2 separate regions of the Mus musculus genome follow, and region 1 is linked to region 2. Evidence: chromatin contacts called from ENCODE Hi-C data. All regions are on one chromosome and are shown on one strand. The core of a region is the stretch at or near the end of the contact, and the rest is flanking DNA. Distances in the headings are between cores, read along the strand shown. Region 1 holds the start of Sertad1 (SERTA domain containing 1). Region 2 holds the start of Erf (Ets2 repressor factor).

Region 1 (6,411 bases), core at 3,650-6,149, 2.2 Mb after region 2:
ATCAAGTTGCTTATCAGAGGCAGAAATTCTTTTCTTTTCCTTTCTTTTCTCTCTTTCTTTCTTTCTCTTCAAGGGTCTTGTCACCTTACTTTGTTGAATGTGGACAAAGGTTTAAAACTTGTATCTCGAATTCTTCCTTCAGCTGTCTTCCTCTCTCACTTTGCTGACAAGTCTCTGCTTAAATATCACTTCTTAGTCTGTGGGTCAAACGACCCTTTCATAAGGGGCTCACCTAAAACCATCAGAAAACAGATATTTACATCATGATTCACAACAGCAGCAAAATTCCAGTTATGAAGTAAAACAAAAATAATTTTATGGGTAGGGCAGTGTTGGCTCTTTAATCTCAAGGCTTGCTCTGGAGGCAGAGGCAGGTGGATCTCTGAATTCAAAGCCACCCTCGTCTACAGAGTGAGTTCCAGGAAAGTCAGGGCTACACAGAGAAACCCTGTCTTGAAATACCAAACCAGACCAGATCAAACCAACCGAACAAACATAAACCAAACCAATATAAGAGAGAAATTTTTATGACTGGGGGTCGCCACAACATGAACTACTGTATCAAAGGGTCGCAGCATTAGAACCACCATCTTAGTCTGAGATCCTAGCACTAGAGAGCTAAATGCAGGGGGGTCAGAGCTTAAAGGTGATTCTCAACAACACAGTTTTAGGCCAGCCTGGGCTTCAGAGACCCTTTATCAAGCAAACCATCAAGTGTCATTACGTGAGGCATCCCGATTCCCTTCTCCTAGTTGCATACCTTTTATTGTTTGTTTATGGGGGGAGGGGCTTTAAAAACATCACTGTGTATCTGAAGCCAGCTTTGAACTCCTGCACCGCCAGTCTCCACAGTGCTGGGACTACTGGAGTTCTCCACACTTGGTTTATTTTAGACTGTGATGTTTGGTTATGAGACCAGACTAATGACTAAGCCATCTCTCTAGTACTACGTTACTTTAGTTTGTTTGGTCGATTTTTTTTTTTTTTTTTGGTTTTTTGTTGTTGTTGTTGTTTTCTTTTTTTTTTTTTGAGATAGGGTTTTTCTGTATAGCCCTGGCTGTCCTGGAACTAGCTAGCTTTGTAGACCAGGCTGGCCTCAAACTCACAGACATCCTCCTACCTCTGCCTTCTGAGTGCTGGAATTAAAGGCATGTGCCACTATTAATCTTGTTTGTTTGTTTGTTTGTTTTAAACAGAGTCTAGTTGTCTAGTTTGAGCTTACTTTAAACTGTGCCTTAGCTTCCTGGGTGGTAAGTCAACCTAGCTAAGTTTCCATTTTGACTTTGCCCTTTCCCCCTGACCCAAGAAATACAAGACCATGTAGCCTATACCGGTTGTTATGTTTGTTGTATACAGTCCATCCATAAGACATAGTCAATAGATGTATATTAAATAGGTGGCTCCTGTCTTTAGTTAGGGTTTCCATTGCTGTGAAGAGACATCATGACCGAGGCAACTCTTTTTTTTTTTTTTTTCTGGTTTTTCGAGACAGGGTTTCTCTGTATAGCCCTGGCTGTCCTGGAACTCACTTTGTAGACCAGGCTGGCCTTGAACTCAGAAATCCGCCTGCCTCTGCCTCCTGAGTGCTGGGATTAAAGGCGTGTGCCACCACCACCCGGCCCGAGGCAACTCTTTTTTTTTTTTAAAGATTTATTTACTTATTATATGCAAGTACACTGTAGCTGTCCTCAGATACTCCAGAAGAAGGCATCAGATTTCGTTACTGATGGTTGTGAGCCACCATGTGGTTGCTGGGATTTGAACTCGGGAACTTCGGAAGAGCAGTCGGCGCTCTTAACCTCTGAGCCATCTCGCCAGCCCCCGAGGCAACTCTTATAAAGGACATTTGCTTGGGGCTGGCTTACCCGTTCAGTGGTTCAGTCCAGGATCATCGAGGTGAGAACAGGGCAGCATCCAGGCAGGCATAGTGCTAGAGAAGGAGCTGAGAGTTCTACATCTTGACACAAAGGCAGCCTGTCTTCTAGGTAACAAGAGAAGGGCCTCAAAGCCCACCCCCATAGTGACACACTTCCTCCCACAAGGCCACATCTCCTAATCATGCCACTCCCTGGGCTAAGTATGTTCAGATCTCCACAGGTCCCACTAGCTGTTCAGTATGTGGTCTGTAGTGAGCCACTTGAACTGTGAGCAGACTCTCAGCTGTGTTTTTTAAATATTTTATTATTTTTATTACTATTAATTAAAAACACCTTTGTGCTGCTATAAAGCACACGCTAACCTTGAACTCCCGATTCTCTTGCCTCTGCCTTGTACATGCTGGGATGACAGGAGTCATGACAGCCACCATGCTGAGTGCTGAGCTCTTCCTAAGCCTCTGTTATTGGTCAGGCCATAGAATAGACTGTGGAGAGAATTATGTGCCTTTACCTACCAGGATCCCGACTCCAATTAGAATTGTTATCCTCTTTTCACATTAAACCAAAGGCCAACAAGCAACTACTATTCTCTTTTTTTATTTTTATTTCATTTATTTATTTTTAAGACAGAGTTTCTCTGTGTTGTACTGCAACTAACTCTGAAGACCAGGCTGTCCTTGAACTCACAGAAATCTGCATATCCCTGCTTCCCAAATGCTGGGTTTAAAGGTATTCGCCACCACACCCAGTTTAGTTTGTTTTCTAAAGAAAGATAAGGCTTAAGGATTGAAGAGAAGGCTTACTGGTTAGGAGCACTGACTGCTCTCCCAGAAGATCTGGGTTCAGTTCACACCTGTCCTTAACCCTCACATAGATAGACATACATGCAGGCAAAACACCAATGCACATAAAATAAAAATAGTTAAATAGAGCCAGGCAGTGGTGGCTCACACCTTTAATCCCAGCATTTGGGAGGCAGAGGCAAGCGGATTTCTGAGTTCGAGGCCAGCCTGGTCTACAGAGTGAGTTCCAGGACAGCCAGGGCTCCACAGAGAAACCCTGCCTCAGAAAAAAAAAAAAAAAAGTTAAATAGAAGATAGTGCTTGAACCTTTATTGGTTACATAATAGATCTTCTAAAAGATTTATCTTAGGGGGCTGGTGAGATGGCTCAGTGGGTGAGAGCACCCGACTGCTCTTCCGAAGGTCCAGAGTTCAAATCCCAGCAACCACATGAAGATTTATCTTACTTTGTATACATAGGTGTTTTACCTACATGTCTGCCTATGTACCACATATGTGCCTGGAACCCACAAAAGCCAGAATAGGGCATCTGGAATTATATTGTTGGGACTCCTATGTAGGTGCTAGGAATCAAACCCATGTCTTCTGGAAGACCAGACAGTAGTCTTAACAGTTTAACCACCTCTCCAGCTTCACAGACTAGCTCTTTGTTGATTGACTGTTTGTTTGTTTGTTTCTCCACACATGGTTTCTCTGTAGCCCTGGAGACAGAACTCAGCTTGTCACTTAGCAGCACCAGTGTCTTTACCCACTGAGCCACCTCCTCAGCCCAGCATTCTACTGTTTGGATTTGTGTTTGTGCTTGTTTGGCTGTTTATGTAGTACGTGTATCGAGTGACTGAGAAAGTCAGAATAGGGTGTTGGATCTTCTAAAACTACAGTTATAGGCAGTCATGAGCTGCCATGTGGGTGCTGAACTGAACCTGAACCAGGAGCCGAGCCTGGTCCTCTGCAAGAGCAACAAGTACTCTTAGCCACTGAGCCACCTCTCCAGCCCTTAATGTTCTACTCTTAGTAAATCATCAGGCTATTTTACTTTATTTTATTTTTCAGTGCTGTAACCAAGTGCAGGTGTTTAACATGCTGAAATGTGAGGCAAGCACTCTTTCACTAAACTGTACCTTTCCAAACATATTTTAAGAATAGCTGAAGGCCAGGTGTGGAGCGCAGGCCTTTAACCCCAGCTCTCAGGAGGCAGAGGTTAGTGAATCTCTGAGTTAGAGGCCGCCTGGTCTATAGATTGAGTTACAGGACAATCATGGCTGTTGCCCAGAAAAACCCTGTCTCAAAATAAACGAAAACCCAAAACCAAGACAAAGAGACAAACAAAAACATACACAAAAACTAAACTAAAACCCAACTAACCAAACAACCAAAAAAAAAAAAAAAAAGAATATTAGGTGTGGCATAAGTCTCTGGTTCCAGTCACTGACAGGCTGAGGAGGGTTGGTTGCTCTGTTTCCCAGGCTAACTTGGGCAAGTTAGTGAAACTGTCGCAAAAAAAAAAAAAAAAAAAAAAAAAAGTTCGTCGGTTTTTTTTGCTAGTTTGTTTTGTTTTGTTTTGTTTTGTTTTAAGACAGGATCTCACTCTGAGGTCCAGGCTGGATTCAAATCCACTAAGTAGTCCGGCTGCAAACTCAAAGCAATCCCCCATACTTTAGTTTTCCCATACTGGGGTTATGGGTGTGAACAACCACGCCCCGCAGGAAATTATTTTCAGGGACTTAAACTGCTGCCCAAAGTCACACAGCTCCTCCGGAACTGATGCCCAGGACGTGACTCTGGTGTCGTTCCGTCCCCCCCTTACTCCCGTCTTTAATCATAGTAGAATCCAGTTGTCTCACTGTATTGAGTCCAGTATCCTAAGCCCTACTGAGAAAACTGTTAATTTTGTAACTCTCAAGAAGTAGGTCCTCTTCCAGAAGTCATACAGTTTTCTAAAATAACACATGAAGTGACAGGCCTGTACTTTTTAAAGTACAAAACCCCTACCTGTCATCGCCCCACAAGGGAAATCGCTACCAGAGCTGTCCCTTCGCTCAGGCAGTCCTCCTGGGCATGCGCTTTAGGGACAACCTCCCCCCTCCTTCTGGAACGGCCCCGCTCAGGCTCCGCCCACCACCACCAACGAGAGCCGATCCCTGAGCTGCAGGGCGGGGCTGCCACGCGAGTGGGCGGGAACTAGGGATAGTCGAGTGTCTGGAGTCGTGCGCCGGAGTCAGAACTGCGCCTACCGTCCCAGGTGTCGGTTGCTGGAGCAGAACAAGCTAGCGATGCTACGGCAGCCGCTTCCTGATTGGCTGCGTGTGGCTCCCTCTTCGTTCTGATTGGCCGCGAGTGATCTGTGTATGTAAATGAAGGGGCCTGGTGGGGAAAGACGGGGGTACGGGGGGCCGGGTTCTTTAGGGTGTTCGATACCTCAGCTAGGTAGATGGTGGCCGGGGCTGACCGGGATCGAGCGCCCAGGGCCTGTATGTGTCGCCCGCCCGGGCCGGGCTGGGTGAATCACGTCGGAGCCCGAGAAGGGGGCGGAGGCGCCGGCTCCCTGGCTCCGGCTGCGTGACTCACCCGCCCCCGCCGCCGCCGCTCCGGGAGGAGCCGCCTCCGCTGCCTTCCGGAAGCGAGGGAAGGCCGGGCTCACTGAGCGGCCCGCGGGGGTCGCGGCTCGCTGTGGCCCGGGAGGGACAGGCGGTACCCTGGGGAATCTAAAGGATCCCGGGGTCACTGGGGCCGGAGTCCCCGGGGGAGCCCAGGTTGGAGTACCGCTAGGGGGCGCCGGGACTCGGGGGGGCGGAGTCGGGGTGGGGGCTGAATTCCTGCGGTTCCCGGCTCCCGGGTCTTCAGCGAAAAGGGCAAAGACTGGATTTTTAGTGTCTTGCTAGGTCTAGGCAGCGTCCCCGGGACTGAGACCCTGCGGCCTTTATGCCCCCGTTAGATTAGGCTAGGGGCTTCAAACTCTAGTCCTCTTGGAAGAAAGTACCGATTTTCAAACTTCTGTCAATGACTTACTCCCGCGGCCCTTCAGGGTTTCCCTTGTCTCTCTCTTTCCTCAATAAGTTCGGGACCCTTACTTCCTTGAGTGACTACTAACAGCTTAGGCTTTAAACCCAAGCGGCCAGCATCCCAGTGAGTACAGCAGTCGGAAGGCAGGCAGTTCAGGCCCACTTCTATCTCCAAACCTACACACACACACACACACACACACACACACACACACACACACACACATGATGCTGCCCCGCCACCGATCTTTCCCCAGGCAGCAGCTACCGGGGATCCTCTAGAGACCTTGCCAACTAACGTCACCATTCATCTTCCTGCCTAGACCCTACCCTCCATGACTCTGTCCTGACACTCTGAAAATCCAAGCCTCCTATTCCTGCCCGCGCCTCCTCCTGCTTGCTCCCCACCCCCACCGGGACTCCTACTGTGTCACACTCTCTGCGCCTGCTCCTAGTGTGTGGTGGCCTTCTTTTTTTTTTTTTTTTTAAACTCCCCAGTTCAGGTTTACCTCTCTCTGTCTTCCTTTGGCTCTTTCAGGAAAGCCTGGCCCTGCTTCTCCATAGCCTACAGTGCAAACAGCAGGACTCAGCTTCAATGTACTTATCTTTCTTAGAAAAACCTGCCTTGACTACCTCCCAGGATGGCATCTTCCTACCACTTTCTGTACATTTGACCATAGAGTTCCATGCATAGCAGATACTCTGTATTGAACTGTGTAAGATGGCTGTA
Region 2 (6,001 bases), core at 526-3,025:
GCCACGGCGGAGCAGAAAAACGCCGGGATGGAGGATCGGATGGAAGGGCTAGCAGTGGCCAGCAGTCGGAGAAACAGACCGACCTCGAGGCCGTTCTGGTCTCTCGCCTTCCCTTGAGAATCTACACATGACTGGGACCCCAGACAGGGTTGCAGTGGCCCTACAGGTTCCGTCAAGCCAAGGCCCGTAACATAGAGGGAAGACAAGGCGGGGTTGTCTGGGCGCCTTGGTCCCCTCCCCGGTGAGGCGAGGCTCCTGCTGCCCCCAGGGCCCGGCAGCTCACGAGCCTGTGGGAGTCGGGGAGTGGGGAGTAAGTGGGACGCACGTGACTGACCCTATGGCACTGCACACCCCTACCCCACTCCCGACCCCCTTCCTTGGCCCCAATCCCCTGGCGCCGGAGCCCTGCTCCGAGCCCTTTAAGAGCCGCCCCCACCCGCCGAGCAGGGAGGTGGGGTGGGTGGGCCGGTCGGGGCACACACCCGCACATAGGAGCCGGAGCCGCGGCCGCCGCCGGGGGAAGGAAACAAGTTTGAACAGCGGCGCCCGGCCCCCTTCCCCCTCCCCTCGTCCCCGCCCCGGGCCGGATTCCGACGGGGCAGACGGGCAGGGGGCGGCGAGGCCCCCTCCCCCCGCGCGCCCGGGCGCAAAGTCCAGCCTGTGCGAGCCCGGGGGCGGCGGGGGAGGGGAAGGGGGAAAGTCCGAGTGGGAGGGGGGGTTAATCCTGCTGCCCCCCGCCCGGCGATGGGGGGGGAGGGGAATCCTGGCCCCTTAAGGAGGAGCAACTTGGCGGGGAAGAGAGGGGCGGAGGGAAAAGACGGCCCGCTGAAAGAAGCGCAGGATCGGGGAGGGGGAAGGACGAAGGGAGAGCCTCTGCATTCCCCCCCCCCCCCCCATCTTTCCCACCCTCCTCAACTCCCAGCCTCCGCCCGCGCCGGAGGAGGGTACCCAAGTCTCCCCTGAGCCACCTTAAAGCCGCGCGTTCTAAGGTCGGAAACAAAAAGTTCCTTTTTCGAACGTTCGGGCTGCGCTTTGGAACTTTGCGACTCAGTCCGGGCGGGGGAGCGAGGAGACGGACGGGGGAGGGGCGGTGCAGCCCGGACCCCGAGTCCCGTGTTCCCCTCTCACGCCCAGCTCCAGGCCATCCCGTATCCCGCTCACCGGGTGCTGGGCACGCGCTGCCGTGAAGGTCACGGGCCGGACCGCGCAGCGCAGAACCGAGCATAGCGGGTCCCTGTACAGAACCCCCACCTCGCACCGCACACGTCCCGGCCCCCGGAGTGCAACGTGACAGAACGACAGGGAGGGGACTCTGCCACCCCAGTGATCCCGGGAGAACCCAGGTTGCCGAGTCCGGGAAGGGAAAGCCCAGCACCCGCAGCACCCATACCATTCCGAAAGGATCCACAGAATTGGGGCTCCCAGGCAGCACCCCAGCTCGCGCCTCTAGAAGCAACAGGTCTCGAGTGCTTGGGGGTCCCCAAGAACTGGGTATCAATCGGGCTCCCCAGAACCCCTTCAGCCCCCACCCAAAGTTTTCCCTCCCGGTTTCCCGGGGCAACAAGTCTCCCCCACACGTGCTGCCCCCGCCCCCACCTGTGTCCGCCGGGGTCTTCATGCTGGGGGGCCCGGGGCAAGGCGCCCCAACTCCGGGCCGCTGCTCCTGGCGCCCGCGTTGCCCCGTCCCGTCCCGCGCCCGTTGGGACGCCCTCGCCGCCGCACCCGGCCTCGCCTCTCAGAGCCTCTCCCCTCCCCGCCGCCGCCTCCCGGGTTAATATCGCACTCCGGGGCCGGGACGCCCACGCCCCCCGGCCGGCGACGTCACCGCCGCGTCGCCATGGAGACACTGTGCCCGCCCCCTCCCGCGCACTCACACACGCTTGCCGGCGCGCAGCCACTGAGGACCGGCCGGCTCTTGGCTTAAAGGGGCCGCGCGGCGGGGGGGGGGGGGGGGGGAGGAAGGGCAGGGAGGGGCTGGGGAGGTCCTGGGGGTCACGACCCTTCTTGGAGGCTCTAAGTCAGAAGAACTTAAGTCTTCAGCACTCAGTACCTGCTGCCTCTCTTCTGCCCTTTCCTGGCTCCAGAGTTTCTTTTGGGACCTTTTTGGAGGAAAGGAATTATATGAAGGGGGACGATCAGAAATTTTTGTGGGGAAGGGGCAGAGTCTTCTCCGCAGGGGGGCGGAGTCTGGATCTTGGAGGATGATCAAGAGCACAGCCATTTCCCAGCCTGAGTTTACCCAACCCCCTCAACCCCGAGCCTGAAAGAGGGCAGCTGTCCAGGGGTGGGGTGGAATGGGTGGGAAACATTTCCCAGCATCGGAAATGGGGAGGCGGCTGTACCCTCGACTCCTGTGGAGATGGGGTCTTGGCCTTCCTGATAGACCCAGTCCAGCTGGGGAGGAAGTGACCAGAATGCATTCGGGAGCCCCCACAATCACCACTGTCCCTTAGGCTGCAGCTGTCCTGGGAACGCGGCCGGAGGTACCCCCACCTCCACACTGGAGCAGGGGGTTCCGGAGATAGTGCCAGGATGCTGGGGGCGACCCAAGTCTGAACAAATGTGCTCCGGAGGAGCATTGGGGGTCGCCAGGAGAGAGGAAGACAGGGCTTAAGACCAAAGGCCCGAGCGTAGGGGAAGTGTTAAGTCTGTGTTCGCTGCAGCAGATAGGAGGAATGGATGGAGCCTGAGGCTCGGGAAACAGGAAATCGGGGTACCGATCGGATGCAGGTAGGCAGCCTGCTACTGGGTAGAGGGGAAGCAGAGCTATATTCTCATAAACTAAACCTAAACAGTCTCAGGGAAATAATGAAAAATAAACCAACCGGAGTTACCAAAGGAAGAGATAGGGGACTAGGAGACTGAAAAGATGATGAATCAGAGCCGTGAGATGCGGCAAGCAAGAGGGAAGGCCTATCTGGCTCAGGCTATAGGTGCTTAAGGCTTCAAACCCAAACTTCTCCGTTGTTGGGTTCCTATTCAGCCTTTAAACCAGCTCACGGGTGCTAGAGAGAAGTCTCATGCCTCCTCCTTAGGGAGACCATGGCCTCCAGGGAAGTGTCACCCCTTTGGGAATTATGTAACCTTGCCTACGGACAGTGCAGCTCCCCACGGATATTGTAACCCTCTGGGAGCAGCGTGGTCCAGCAATAATCATCATTGTTACAATAACAGCTCTCAATTCTTAGTGCTCACGATGTGCCAGGCTGGGAGCCAAGCATTGTCTGTAACATCTTCATACTCATAAAATCCCAATGAGGGGCCTGCTATTGTAACCCCTACCACAGATTAAGAACCAAAGGCTCTTTCTTACAGGGGAAATTAATCTGCCAAAGTCCTATAGCAAGGAAGTGCTGGGATCAGTATTCAAGGCCTGATCTGTACAATTCCAGTTTTGCCATTGTACTTCACTGTTTAAAATAGATCCGTAACACACCCCATGTCCCCATTTCCTGACAACAAAAACAGACTTGAGTGGCAACCCTACTTCTCCTACCCACTCTCTTACCTAAAACAACGGAAATCACCTCTTTAAGCCTCGTCTGTAAAAATGGGGCTATTTTTTAGGCCCTGAAAGATAAAAGATTATTATTAAAAACTGGGTTGTGGTATAAATGTACAGTAATAGCCAGGTGATGGTGGCGCACGCCTTTAATCCTAGCACTTGGGAGACAGAGGCAGGCGAATTTCTGAGTTCGAGGCCAGCCTGGTCTACAGAGTGAGTTCCAGGACAGCCGGGGCTACACAGAGGAACCCTGTCTCCAAAAACAAAAACAAAACTAACTAAATAAATGTACAGTAATAATTGGGATGGGGTAATAGCTCAGTATCTTTGGCATGCTTGGGAGTCCCTGTTACACTGCCAGCACCAATAATTAATTAAATAAAGCTATGCACACTAGCTCACTCCTGTAATCTCAGCTCTCATGCTGAAACCAGAGGACCGGTCCATTTTAGAGCCAGCCTGGGCTACATGAGAGTTCAAGGCTAGCCTGTGCTAAAACATGAATCACTGTCTCAAGAAACCAAAATAGGGAGGGTAGAGAGGTGGCTCAGCAGTTAAGAGCACCTCTTGCAGACAACCCTAGTCAGTTCATAAGACAGTATTTTAGGCAGCTCACAACTACCTGTACCTCCCACTCTTGCCAAATCCAATACACTCACCTATCTTCAGCTGACATTCACATTCACACACACACACACACACACACACACACACACGCATACACATTTTTTTTTCTTTTCTTTCTTTTTTCTTTTTTTCAAGACAGGGTTTCTATATATAGTCCTGGCTGTCCTGGAACTCATTTTGTAGACCAGCCTGGCCTCGAACTCACAAATCCACCTGCCTCTGCCTCCCAAGTGCTGGGATCAAAGGCGTGCGCCACCACCGCCTGGCACATTTTTTTTTAATTGGGTATTTTTTTTTTAAATCTTGTCTTCTTGATTTATTCTTCTAGCTGGTCTAGAACTCACTATGTAGAACAAACTGACTTCAAACTCACAACAATCTGGCTGCCTCTGCCTCCTGAGTACGGCTGACATTAAAGGCAGCTAAATATTTTATTTATTATCTATTTATTTATTTATTTATTTATTTATTTATCTGAGACAGGGTTACTCTGTATAGCCTTGGCTATCTTAGTACTCACTGTGTAGACCAAGCTAGTCTCAAAATCAGAGATCTACCTGCCTGTACCTCAAGAGTGCTGGGATTAAAGGTGTTCTCCACCACTGCCCAGCTCAAAATATTTTTTAAAATAACAAAATAAATATACAAATAAAATTTAATTTATAGTGGTAATAAATATAAAGAATAAAAACATGTATATACATGCTTTATATACATGCAAATATATATATATATATATATATATATATATATATATATATATATATATATATATATGCAGAGTGACCATCGACCTCATTGATGTGAGCACCCTATGCCTTACAGACACACAGAAACAGATGTCACTGGCTCTGTGAAATTGATGATGTATCCTGGAAACCCTGGTGTCTGGGTGGCTGAGACAGAGTATCCTAAGTTTAAAGCCACTTTGGAATATATAGCAAGACCCTGTCTCAATCAAACAAAAAGGTGGGTATTGATTAACCACCATGCCCATTGTTGCACTCTTGCAATGCACTAAGTTAAGTCCTTTTAAAAATAACTATTATTATTATTATTATTACTATTATTTTCTATGTACTGTGTATGTTGACTGCATGAATGTCTGCGTATCACATGTGGCCTGGTGCCCAAAAGATCAGAAGAGGGTGTCAGATACCCTAAACCTAAATCCAGTCAAGGATGGTTGAGAGTTGAACGCTGCCCTGTGGTTGCTGGGAATTAAACCTGAGTCCTCTGGAAGAGCAGCCTTTGCTCTGAACCCTCAAGCCATCTCTCCAGCTTCAAAAAGTACTGCTGGAGTAAAAGGGGTCCAGGCCATGCTAAAGATGTAGCTCAGATACTCTAGTGCTTACCTCTCATGCAAGAAGTCCTGACCCAAGGGAAACAGGAAATGCATCCACGTGCAATTCCTGCACATGGGAAGTGAAGGCTGGAGGATTGGAAGATCAAGGTCATCTTTAGGTAGATAAGTGATTTGAGACCAACCCAGCCGATCTTGTAGTCACATCTATGCATACAGACAAAAACTGCAGATGTAATCTGAGTTCTTGGAAGGCTGAAAGCTGGAGTTTAGGGCTAGCCTCTCCTACAAAGCAAGCGGAATTCTTTCAAGTCCAGCCTGAATTGCAGGAGACCTTCTCCCAAAAGTAAATACTCAAGTGGCTGGTGAGATGGCTCGGTGGATGAAGATACTTGCTTGCCACTAAGCCTGACAACCTGAGTTTTATCCTGGGACCCACATAGTGGAAGGAAAAAATGTCAGCTGCTAAAAGTTAACTTCTGACATCTACATACATTGCCACCGATTCGGGCATACATATATACAATACCTGTGGAGTATGCAGAGTTTCCTTGTGTAGCCTGGCT

Evidence for each region. Hi-C counts contacts between places; a loop is a spot of excess contacts on that map.
Region 1: a map of T-helper 2 cell shows a loop between it and region 2 (5-fold over the local background). The contact joins the promoter of Sertad1 here to the promoter of Erf in region 2. A Hi-C loop is called at or near these places in 1 of 37 maps with a recorded cell type or tissue (T-helper 2 cell).

The regions. Positions count from the first base shown.
Region 1 is chr7:27,482,054-27,488,464 of GRCm38, forward strand. Sertad1 (SERTA domain containing 1) reads left to right here and starts at 4,900. Exons shown (of 2, transcript NM_018820.4): 1 at 4,900-5,025. It overlaps Gm38972 (a long non-coding RNA gene), which reads right to left and starts at 4,907. Exons shown (of 5, transcript XR_881906.2): 1 at 4,672-4,907; 2 at 2,240-2,362; 3 at 1,866-1,981; 4 at 1-232.
Region 2 is chr7:25,248,983-25,254,983 of GRCm38, forward strand. It overlaps Erf (Ets2 repressor factor), which reads right to left and starts at 1,776. Exons shown (of 4, transcript NM_010155.3): 1 at 1,597-1,776. The coding sequence starts at 1,618.